2 separate regions of the Homo sapiens genome follow, and region 1 is linked to region 2. Evidence: chromatin contacts called from ENCODE Hi-C data. All regions are on one chromosome and are shown on one strand. Each heading gives the region's core, a stretch centred on a gene start or an enhancer-like site at or near the end of the contact. The rest is flanking DNA. Distances are from core to core; before and after follow the strand shown. Region 1 overlaps MRPS27 (mitochondrial ribosomal protein S27). Region 2 holds the start of CCNB1 (cyclin B1).

The links. A loop is a pair of places that touch in the nucleus more often than their neighbours do. Pooled maps may share reads with other maps.
Region 1: a loop to region 2 is called in a pooled map, with 3 times the contacts of the local background. The contact joins the enhancer-like site here to the promoter of CCNB1 in region 2. A Hi-C loop is called at or near these places in 3 of 50 pooled maps.

Annotation. Positions count from the first base shown.
Region 1 is chr5:72,306,561-72,312,362 of GRCh38, forward strand. The region is part of intron 2 of MRPS27 (mitochondrial ribosomal protein S27); the gene reads right to left. Among named protein-coding and RNA genes, the nearest start is that of MRPS27, 11 kb to the right of the region's middle. RefSeq lists enhancers at 1,552-1,801, 5,447-5,802 and a silencer at 1,852-2,141. Within about 2 kb of position 1,856, at least 40 of the 41 ENCODE cell types and tissues checked have a DNase peak (open chromatin) inside an H3K27ac peak, as active enhancers do.
Region 2 is chr5:69,164,148-69,170,282 of GRCh38, forward strand. CCNB1 (cyclin B1) reads left to right here and starts at 3,003. Exons shown (of 9, transcript NM_031966.4): 1 at 3,003-3,136; 2 at 3,761-3,931; 3 at 4,026-4,196. The coding sequence starts at 3,116. RefSeq lists enhancers at 2,683-3,648, 3,029-3,258.

The DNA.
Region 1 (5,802 bases), core at 606-3,105, 3.1 Mb after region 2:
TGCAAAAAACTTACAAACTAAGATAGTTGAGACAACTCAACACATTGCAAGGTATGGACCTTATCTAGATCACATTTCAACAAACTAAATTAAAAAGAAATTTATAAGACATTTGGGAAAATGTGAACATTAATGGAATATTTAATATTACAGAAGTACTAGTTTTTTAGAATAGTATGATTAATTACGTTTTTAAAAATCCTTATCTTTTAGAGGTACATATCAAAGTACATATAAAAAAACCCCGATAATTAAGTTTGTTAAAAAGTAATCTGGTGAACAGGTGGGGAGTTGATGAAACAACACTGGTAGGGAATTGATAATTGCTGGAGCTGGGTGACAGTACACAGGGGTTTATTCTACTCTCTCTACTTCTGTATGTTTCTATTAAAAAGATTCAGAAAGAGTTAACGGGGGCACATAGCAACCAATTGTATTATACGAGGCTTTATTTGAATCCTGATTCAACCAAATCATAAAAAAAAAAATTTGAGAGTATCAGGGATACCTGAGCCAGGAGCGGTGGCTCACGCCTGTAATCCCAGCACTTGGGGAGGCCGAGGTGGGCGGATCACGAGGTCACGAGTTCGAGACCAGCATGACCAAAAAGGCAAGACCCCATCTCTGCTAAAAATACAAAAATTAGCCGGGCATGGTGGCGGGCGCCTGTAATCCCAGCTTCTCGGGAGGCTGAGGCAGGAGAATCGCTTGAACCTGGGAGGAGGAGGTTTAAGCGAGCTGAGATCGTGCCATTGCACTCCAACCTGGGCGACAAGAGCAAGGCTCTAAGAAAATAAAATAAAATAAGAAAGAGAGTATCAGGGATATCTGAACACTAACTGGATATTTCGTGATATTTACAACCCTATTAATATTTTAGGTGTGATAATGGTATTGAAAAGCACCCTTGTCTTTTGGAGATCTGTATCAAAATATTTACGGATGAAATGACTTACTGCCTGGGATCTCCTTCAAAATTATCCAAAGCATCGGGATGGGGAAACAGTAATAAAGATAAAATAAAGACTAAGAGCTGATAATTGTTGAAGCCAGGTGATGGGTAAAGGGGGCTCCTTATACCAAGGTGTCTACACCTTCAAATGTTAAAACACTAAAAAAAAAAAATCTGTGGCGTTAGAAGTCAGGATACCGGTTACCTTTGGAGAGACTAAGTGGGGGCCGCAATAAGGGCTTCTGGAGCGGTAGGAATGCTCTTGCTTCCTACACAGGTTTACTCGCTTTGTGGTAATTCATCAATGTCTATATTACGACTTGCACACTTTTCAGTATGTATATTATACTCCAATAAAAAAGTATTTTAAAGAAGAAATCGACTACTTTAATGTAGGCGGAAGATCCTATGGTAGAATCTCAGGTACTACAGCAATCACTGAGAAAGCTTTTTGGGCGGAAAGGAAAGTGAGGCTCTCGCCCGGTTTCCTCCTCTCCACGGTGGAACTGGCAGCGGCCCTGGCTGGCTGCTGAGAGCGCGGAACGGGGCGGCGTTCTGACGTTCGCGCCGGGGCCCTCTGGACGCACCGCGGGCGCAGGTCCTAGACAGCTGCATTGGCGTCCACCGCGGCCCCGGCGCTGGGAAACTGCCCTCACGCTAGGGCCCTCCCCGAGGAGCTCTCTGGCACAATCAGCCACGAGGACGAAGAGAGGGGGCACCGGAACCGCAAGCCCACTCCGAGAGGCCAGAACCTCTCTCTCGCCGTACTCCCCGGCAGGGCACGGCTCAGGGGAGACGGCGCTCTGGCACATGAAGCCCACACCCACACGCCGCAGTGTCCCTTGCTGCCTCGATCTCCAATGGGGATGGGAGCGGCGAAAGCCTCATATCGGCCCTCCTCCGTCCCCCAATCAGCGAGCCCGCTTTGAGCACCTCACGGCCCTCCGGCTGGCGGCGCCCAATCACAGCGCTCCACATGCTGGGCGCGGCCCTGCGCGCGCACGCTACCCGACAGCCCCGCGCCCACTCGCCGCGTTCCACCCGCGGGGCGGCGGATTCCCGCAGGGGCCACACTGCCACCTACTGTCCCATCTCCAGAGCTGGAGCCACGGGCGCTCTCCCTACCATGCGGCCTCCCTGCTAAGTGCCAGTAGCTCAACCCAAACGCTCAAATAAAAATGAGGGAAAACAAGTAGTGTCGTCGAGTAAAACCGAAAACAATGTCCATTTTGAAAAAAGCGGCAATAATTACCTTCCAGTACACAGTAGGAAAAAGTCTCAAAAGCTTTCTTTGTTCCAAGCAGTGTGAGTTCCAAAACATTATTTCACCTCACACGTTTTATAGAGGGCTAAAAACAAGGGGCTTAGGGACTCCTCAGTGCACATATTTCTGAAGCACCTGCATGTCAGACGGAGAGGCAGGCATTACCATCATCTCTAATTTATAGGCACAGAAACCGAGTGTGACAGCTGAAAGCCGCAGAACTGGGACTGACACCCAGAAGTCGGCCTCCCAAGTGCAGACTTCAGCACATCATACACAAGGAAGGCACAAAGTGCTGAAAGAATATAGGGCAGGAAACATCGATTCTGACTGGAGAGATTCAGGATATACAAAGATATTCTAGGCAGAGGGGACAGCTGTCTCGGTGGCAGGAAAAATTCAGTAAATGGTGGCTAGTACTGCTTTTCCAAGAAAACTAGTCTTAACTGAGGAAAGGGAACAAATGTCTCTATGTGATATTTACTCATTGCAGACTTTTTTTTTTTTGAGACAGAGTCAGCTCTGTCGCCCAGGCTGTAGTGCAGCGGCGTGATCTCTGGCTCACTGCAACCTCTGCCTCCCGGGTTCGAGCGATTCTCCTGCTTCAGCCTCCATTGTAGCTGGGATTACAGGTGTGCGCCACCACGCCCGGCTATTTTGTAATTTTAGTAGAGGCGGGGTTTCACCATGTTGTCCAGGCTGGTCTTGAACTCCTGACTTGATCTGCCTACCTCAGCCTCCCAAAGTGCTGGGATTATAGGCGTGTGCCACTGCGTGCTGCCCCGCTGCAGATTATTATACTCATTATTTGGCAAACAGTTACTGCTTACTCAGGTATCCATGACAATGTTCCCTGGATTTGTGTGACTGACTATACCCAACACCAAGACACCAAACCTAGTGGCCTCATTTCCTAATCTTCCCTACATACCTAGGAAAGTGTTAATAAGCTTTCCTGGAATTCGTCATTCCCTTATCTGTACTTCACTGCACTTTGCTTATAATTCACATATGGCACATCCGAACACGCCTTGCTGTATAACTATGAGTCCATACTGGTCTGATCACTAGAACAGTATAGTATTGGCCCTACAGAGCATTTTAGGATATGTGGAAGTTGGTCTTGATTGTCACAATGACTGAAAGGCATTACTGGCACTTAATGGACAGAAAACAGGGAATTCAGATGACCTGCAATGCTGAGACTGTCCCGTACATCAAAACACTGTCTCTAGTGGGAGCCAGGGCTGTCAGTATGGAAGACGGGAGATACAAATATGGACTGGAGCAAGGCAAGAAGAATCCCATAGGGATGAACTTGGGATTGGTGTGAACTCATTATCTGCAAAATATATATAGTATATGTATATGCATATGTGTACATGTATGTTTATGTGTATGTGCATTCATTTTTTTTCCAGAACTGTTCACTGAATGGGCCAAGAAGCAAAAATTTCACAGTAGCAAAAGGACACCTAGCACCTAGATCTTGGTTTCTAATGCCATTCCTCACCAAAAGTAACCAGAGCTCCTTGGAGAAATGGTTGATTCCAGGGCTAGGCCAGGAAGGGTACACAGTGAGCCTGAAACACCTTGTTATATGAGAGAAAGTAAGTTATCAAAAAAGAGGGGGGTGGGGGAAAATGGAAGCCAGCTTGAAAGGGCTTCTATCAGCCAAGTCTGGGATATTTAGACCACCAAAATAATTGAGAAGGGTAATGAATCATTTAAAAAATTCACAAATTGATGATTTAAACATAATGCATGATAATAAACAGATAAATGAGAAAGAAATGAGAGAAAAGGAAGAGTTCTTGCTTATAGTAGAATACTGAGTGTTAGCTAGTAAATCTGGAGAAATTTTCAGAGTTGGAAAATCATTACTTTGCAACCATTATAGTAAAGATTGATTCAGGCTAAAGCCATGAATGGATGCCAAATCTAAGAGCAAACTTTTGATAAACAACATATTTGCATTACATTAAAGTCTCTCTCCGAGAATAGCCTATTAATCAGAAGGGAGAAAAACAGTAACTCTGCAGTGGAGAAATCAGACACAGTTGACTAGGTGATCAAAACTGACATCACCAGTGAAGGCATATGATATCAGGTATGTCCACATGTGATACCCTGGCAGGGGCACAACATCACTGAGAGTATTCTGGCTGGGGAAGCATAACAATGAGAAAATAGCAGAAAAATCCAAGAAAGAGGAATATTCTATTTAAAAAAAGAGATTGGGTTCTTTAAAAATATATAGGACAATGTCATAAGAAACAAAGAAAGGATAAGGAACTATGATTCTAGACAGCATCCTGTACTGGAAGAGGAAAAATGCTATGAGAGACCCTATTATTGGGTCAATTCCCAAAACTGGGATATGAATAGTAAAGTATTATATTAATGTCAAAATTTCCGAAGTTGGTAACTGTGCTATGATTATACAATAGAATGTCCTTATCTCAGGTAATGTACATTGAAGTATTCAGGATAAAGAGCTATAATATATGAAACAAACTCCCAAATGATTAAAGAAAGTGTGTATACAGGGGGAAGGAGGAGAGAGAAAGCAAAAACAAATGAATCAAAATGGTAACGACAGGTGAACATGAGTAAAAGTAGCGCTGTGGTTTAAATATTTGTCTCCTCTGAAACTCATGTTGAAATTTAATCCCCAGTGTAACAGTTTTGAGAGGCCAGTGGATCATAAGGGCTCTCCTCTGATGAATGAATTAATCCATTCATGGACTAATGGGTTAATGGATTGATGGGTTATCACGGAAGTGGGACTGGTGGCTTCATAAGAGGAAGAGAGACCTGAGCTAGCATGCTCAGCCCCCTCGCCATGTGATGCTCTGAGCCACCTCAGGACTCTGAATAGTCCTCACCAGCAGGAAGGCTCTCACCAGATGCCACCCCTCAACGCTGGCCTTCTCAGACTCTCTAACTGTAAGAAATAAATTCGTTTTCTTGATAAATGATCCAGTTTCAGGTATTGTTATAAACAACAGAAAACAAACTAAGACAGATATAGAGGAGTTCTTTGCAGTTTTTATAAGTTTAAAATTATTTCCCGCTGGGCGCGGTGGCTCAAGCCTGTAATCCCAGCACTTTGGGAGGCTGAGGTGGGCAGATCACCTGACACCAGGAGTTCAAGACCAGCCTGGCCAATAGGCAAAACCCTGTCTCTATTAAAAATGCAAACATTAGCTGGGCGTGGTGGCGTGCGGCTGTAACCCCAGCTACTCAGGAGGTGGAGGCAGGAGAATCGCTTGAACCCAGGAGGCGGAGGTTGCAGTGAGCCGAGATGACGCCACTGCATTCCAGCCTGGGCGATAGATAGTACAGACTCTGTCTCAACAACAATGACAATAACAACAACAAAATTATTTCCAAATTAAAAGATTAAAAAAATTTGCCATGTCATTTGTGACATAATTATACCATCAAAAACAACCTGTTTATCATTAATGGAACTAACTCCATTTTTCATATAAGCAAAGTTTTTTTAATGGAAAATAAGGTGAATTTTGCAACTCTATATTGAGGGAAGACATACCTTTGAATCAATCAGAACTTTACCAAG
Region 2 (6,135 bases), core at 1,753-4,252:
GCTGGGCACAGTGGCTCACACCTACAGTCCTAGCTACTTGGGAAGCTGAGGCAGAATTGCCCGAGCTCAGGAGTTTGAGGTTACAGTGAGCTATGATCACACCAGTGCACTCCAGCCTGGGTAACATAGTAAGACCCTATCTCAAAAAACAAAACAAAACAAAAACTAGGCAAAATACCTGAACAGATACCTCAACAGAGAAGTTATACAGATTATAATCACAGAAAAAGATACTCAATATCATATGTCATTAGAGAACTGCAAATCAAAAAACAATGAGTTACCACTACACACCTAATAGGATGGCTACAATTTTTTTAAAAACTGACAACACCAAATGCTTGTGAGGATTGCTGATGGGAATGCAAAATGGTAGAGCAGCTTTGGAAGACAGTTTGGCGGTTTCTTACAAAAGTAAACATACTATATGATCCAACAGTCTTGCTCCTTGGTATTCACCCAAATGAGTTTAAAACTTATGTCCACTCAGCCGGGCACAGTGGCTCACGCCTGTAATCCCAGCACTTTGGGAGGCCGAGGAGGGTGGATCACGAGGTCAGGAGATCGAGACCATCCTGGCTAACATGGTGAAACCTCGTCTGTACTAAAAATACAAAAAATTAGCCAGGCCTGGTGGCGGGCGCCTATAGTCCCAGCTACTTGGGAGGCTGAGGCAGGAGAATGGCGTGAACCCGGGAGGCGGAGCTTGCAGTGAGCCTAGATGGCGCCACCGCACTCCAGCCTGGGCAACAAAGCAAGACTCCGTCTCAAAAAACAAACAAACAAACGAAAAACAAAAACAACTTACGTCCACTCAAAAATCTGCACACAGATGTTAGTAGCAGTTATATTCATACCAAAACTTGGACGCAATCAAGATGTCACTTAGTAGGTGACTGAATAAATAAACTAGTACATCCAGACAATGCAATATTATTCAGGGCTAAAATAAAATGAGATCCCAACCCATGAAAAAAACATGGAAGAACCTTAAATGCATATTTGAGTAAAAGAAACCATTCTGACCGCCAGGTGCAGTGGCTCACGCCTTCAATACCAGCACTTTGGGAGGTTGAGGCGGGTGGACATTATACGTCATTATATATTTGTCAAAACCCGTAGAAGACACAACACCTAGAGTGAACCTTAATGTAAACTATGGACTTTGGGTAATACTGTGGTGTCAATGTAGGTTAACAGATTATAATTAAAGTACAACTTTAATGTGGGGTGTCAATAGTGGGGAAGGCAGGTGAAATGCTCTATACTTTCTGCTAAGTTTTGCTGCGAACCTAAAACTGCTCTAAAAAATAAAGCATATAAAAGGAAAAATTTGGCCGGGCGTGGTGGCTCACGCCTGTAATCGCAGCACTTTGGGAGGCCGAGGCGGGCGGATCACCAAGTCAGGAGATCGAGACCATCCTGGCTAACATGGTGAAACCCCGTCTCTACCAAAAATACAAAAAATTAGCCGGCCGTTGTGGCGGGCGCCTGCCGTCCCAGCTACTCGGGAGGCTGAGGCAGGAGAATGGAGTGAACCCTGGAGGTGGAGGTTGCAGTGAGTCGAGATCGCACCACTGCACTCCAGCCTGGGCGACAGATCGAGACTCCGTCTCAAAAAAAAGTAAAAAAAAAAATTTTTAAACTGGAACACAGAGGATAAGTAATCCTGCTTCGCCCCTTGCCTCTCGCCCCTGCATGGGGCGAGGAAGGATTGATCAAACCCAGAAAGACTGAGTGAGAATGGATGTTGAACACAGAACTGAAGGATGAATGGGAGTTACCTGAATAGAACCCAGGGGCTTGAATGCAAGAAGAGGCGGGCATTCCAGGCAGAGGAGAGCAAGGGTAAGGGCCCCACGGGAGGCATTCGAGTAGGAGGGTGAACTATGATGACAGAAGACTCAATAACGATCCAAAGAAACCAAATGATTGGGCGCCTTCTTTCGGATCCGTGACTTCCAGCGCCAGGAGTCTCTATTGGCTCTTATACCGTTGCTCTATGGGATAGCAATGTTTTTGTCCTTCAGCCTCCCCTCCAATTGCTGAGCTGCTGGTGTGTTTTGAGGAGTAGAAGGCAAAAAGAACCCTCTTGTTTTTCTTTGGATCTAGAGAGAATCTGAGCAAATGACAAAGCAAATGGGGTAAAATGTCTTTTTGTTTAGTTTTTCCTGATTTTCCCATGAGAGGCAAATACATGTTAAGGATAGTTGAATCTGAGTAAAGGGCATAGAAATATTCCTTACAAGATTTTTGTTGGCAACTGGTCTAAGTATGAAATTATTTCCAAATAGAAAGCTAAAACAAACAAAACAATTGGCCTTGGGAAACTGGACAATCTTGAAGTAATCAAGTAATATTGTTAAGGGACAATCAGTGTTGTGAAAACAACACGGATACACCCCCTCCCTCCCCCTCAAAAAAAAAAACCCTAAATTCAGTTCCCCCGTTGCTAATGTGTGACCCTGGCAAAGTCATCTAAGTCGCTGAGCTTCAGTTCCTCCAACCCAGAGAGTTGTTGCAACGATCAAATGAAAGAATGTCTATTAAAGCCTTTCATGAACTATATTATTGCTGCTACCGTAGAAATGGAAAGTGTGCAACACTAGATCCAAAACTACTTTTGACACTTCTGAGACTGTGGCCGCGCCTCTGTCACCTTCCAAAGGCCACTAGGCCTTTCCTGAGCTGGCATTGGCAACGCACACTCTTGCCCGGCTAACCTTTCCAGGTGGGCGGCGCACTGGCTTCACTGCTCTCCAGGTGGCCGCTGCAGCTGCCCGAGAGCGCAGGCGCAGAGGCAGACCACGTGAGAGCCTGGCCAGGCCTTCCGGCCTAGCCTCACTGTGGCCCCGCCCCTCTCGAACGCCTTCGCGCGATCGCCCTGGAAACGCATTCTCTGCGACCGGCAGCCGCCAATGGGAAGGGAGTGAGTGCCACGAACAGGCCAATAAGGAGGGAGCAGTGCGGGGTTTAAATCTGAGGCTAGGCTGGCTCTTCTCGGCGTGCTGCGGCGGAACGGCTGTTGGTTTCTGCTGGGTGTAGGTCCTTGGCTGGTCGGGCCTCCGGTGTTCTGCTTCTCCCCGCTGAGCTGCTGCCTGGTGAAGAGGAAGCCATGGCGCTCCGAGTCACCAGGGTGAGCCGCTTCGGACTGCGAACTAACGCGGCCTTCTTAGCTGCTGCCTGCTCTCCCTGCCTCGCCTGCGGGAGCCTCCCGAGCGGGAGAGGGCCGCAGGAGCGATTTGGGGAGGAAGGTGGGAGGGGACTCACCAAGAGAGCGCCGAGGTGGGCCCAGGCCTGGTGAGAGAGTGTGGGGGACGATGGATGGAGGGAGGAAGGTGAGAAAGAGAACTGGACGGATATTGGATAAATGTTTTGGGGAGGTGGAGAGTCGACTGGGAACCTTTTGAAAAAGTGATAGAGGGTCCCTGAGTGGGCCCGCCAGCAACTCTGTAACCCCCTTCCCAGAGAGAAGGTGTCTGCAATTGGAGGCTTTTTCGGTTTCCTTTCAAATGTAAATTCTCGGTATTTTAGGGCTGGCCAGGACTAATCAGGGAATCCCTCAATTGGTAAATGTAGAGGTCGGCGGAAACTGACTTGTCACGGCCGCAGAGTAGACTCTGGGACCCATGTTTTCCCTCGGAACCCATTTTTAGTCGGCTTTCTTTCTGGGAACTTCTCCTTGTGCCCCACCTTAATTAACCCTTGACTTACTCGAGCCTTCGTGGATCAGCTCTTAAAGTGGTCTTGCTTCTTTCAGAACTCGAAAATTAATGCTGAAAATAAGGCGAAGATCAACATGGCAGGCGCAAAGCGCGTTCCTACGGCCCCTGCTGCAACCTCCAAGCCCGGACTGAGGCCAAGAACAGCTCTTGGGGACATTGGTAACAAAGTCAGTGAACAACTGCAGGCCAAAATGCCTATGAAGAAGGTAACTCTCTTCCTGACCTAACTTCTGTAAGAGCCCGCCTTCCAACTGTGGCCTTTGATGCAGAAACATTTCATTCTCTCTGTTTCATCTACAGGAAGCAAAACCTTCAGCTACTGGAAAAGTCATTGATAAAAAACTACCAAAACCTCTTGAAAAGGTACCTATGCTGGTGCCAGTGCCAGTGTCTGAGCCAGTGCCAGAGCCAGAACCTGAGCCAGAACCTGAGCCTGTTAAAGAAGAAAAACTTTCGCCTGAGCCTATTTTGGTAAACTTATTCTTACCATTGTAGAGTCTGTTGATTATTTCTTGTCCCTTATTTCACTGATACATGCAAGAGCATTCAAATGAATAGTAATATTAATACCATTTATTGAGTGCTTAGCATGAGGCAAGCTCTGCCTAACATTTTACATGCATTAACTCACATAATCTTTACACGTACTCTCTGAGGTATTGTCACCTCTACTATTTAAATCATGGCTTTAGAGAGGTTATGTCAGGGTCACACAGGTAAGTGGCCCATATGGGATTCAAGCTCAGGCTGTCTGGCTTCAGAATCTATGCTTTTAATTGTCAACTGTCTTATATTCCTTCGTTAATGATATTAAGTAGTAGCTGTCTGAGCCAAAGGCTTTGTTATCCAACTACAAGCCATCTCTGCAGAATTTATTGGCGTAAACATAGAATGTTCTCTTGAATTTTTTTACTGCTGCATATGGCTACTAAATAATAAGCCTGTAACATTGGAATATGCAAAGGAGTAAAACAGGAAGAAGGCAACTTTTCAGGGAGTGGTTAAGAAGATGAATTAACACTTAGCCTCAAAAATAATAACTTTTTATTAAATATAAGGTATGTAAATGTATTCTATGATAGACCTACCTGTGAAGGAAAGGTAGGTCATGTAGAGGAGGCTGCTTTGATGAAATTGCAATGAACTGTATTCTGAAGCTCTGTTTTTTTAAACTTAGTTAAAACCAGTTGGGAAAATTATCTGAAAAAAACTTGTTGAGACAGAGTCTGGCTCTGTTGCCCAGGCTGGAGTGCAGTGGCGTGATCTTGGCTCACTGCAACCTCTGCCTCCCAGGTTCAAGCAATTTTCCTGCCTCAGCCTCCCTAGTAGCTGGGATTACAGACGCACGCCACCACGCCCAGCTAATTTTCATATTTTTAGTATAGATGGGGTTTCACCATGTTAGTGTACTCCTGACCTCATGATCCGCCCGCCTCGGCCTCCGAAAGTGCTGGGATTACAGGCGTTAGCCACGGCGCCCAGCCAGTTCAGCTTCTTATATCTAAGGATAAGAGATTGAAAGCTATTGCTTTAGTGTTGAATTTCTGGGCATAGCACATGAAATATGTAGCCAGCACAGTCTTTGGGCATATCAAACTACGTGAGGCTTTCTTGGAAGGCCCATACTGATTCTTACCTTTGCTTTCCCACTTAGTAAGAATGCCTTCCCCACCCTGTCTTTCATTTAGCTAATAACCTTTTCATCCTTGAAAACAGCTCAAGCATCAACTCCTGAAGCTTTCCCAAACTTCCCCCATCTCCACCCCCTGTTCCTAGAATCAGTCTTTTTTTTCCCTTTGAGACAGAGTCTCACTCTGTTGCCCAGACTGGAGTGCAGTGGTGCCATCTTGGCTCACCACAACCTCTGCCTCCCGAGTTCAGTGATTCTCCTGCTTCAGCCTCCCAAGTAGCTGGGGCTACAGGCACATGCCACCATGCTTGGCTAATTTTTGTATTTTTAGTAGAGACGGGGTTTCACTATGTTGGCCAGGCTGGTCTCGAACTCTTGATCTCGTGATCCACCCGCCTCAGCCTCCCAAAGTGCTGGGATTACAGGTGTGAGCCACCATGCCCAGCCTTAGTCTTATTTTTGTTTATTTTTTTTTTCCCAAGACAGAGTCTTGCTCTGTCACCCAGGCTGGAGCACAATGGCACGATCTTGGCTCACTGCAACCTCTACCTCCTGGGTTCAAGCAATTCTCTTGCCTCAGCCTCCTGAGTAGCTGGGATTACAGGTGCCAGCCACCACACCCAGCTAATTTTTTTATTATTTTTTTATTTTTTTATTTTTAGTAGAGATGGAGTTTCACGATGTTGGCCAGGCTGGTCTCGAACTCCTGACCTCGTGATCTGCCTGCCTCGGCCTTCCAAAGTGCTGGGATTACAAGCGTGAGCCACCATGCCCGACCTT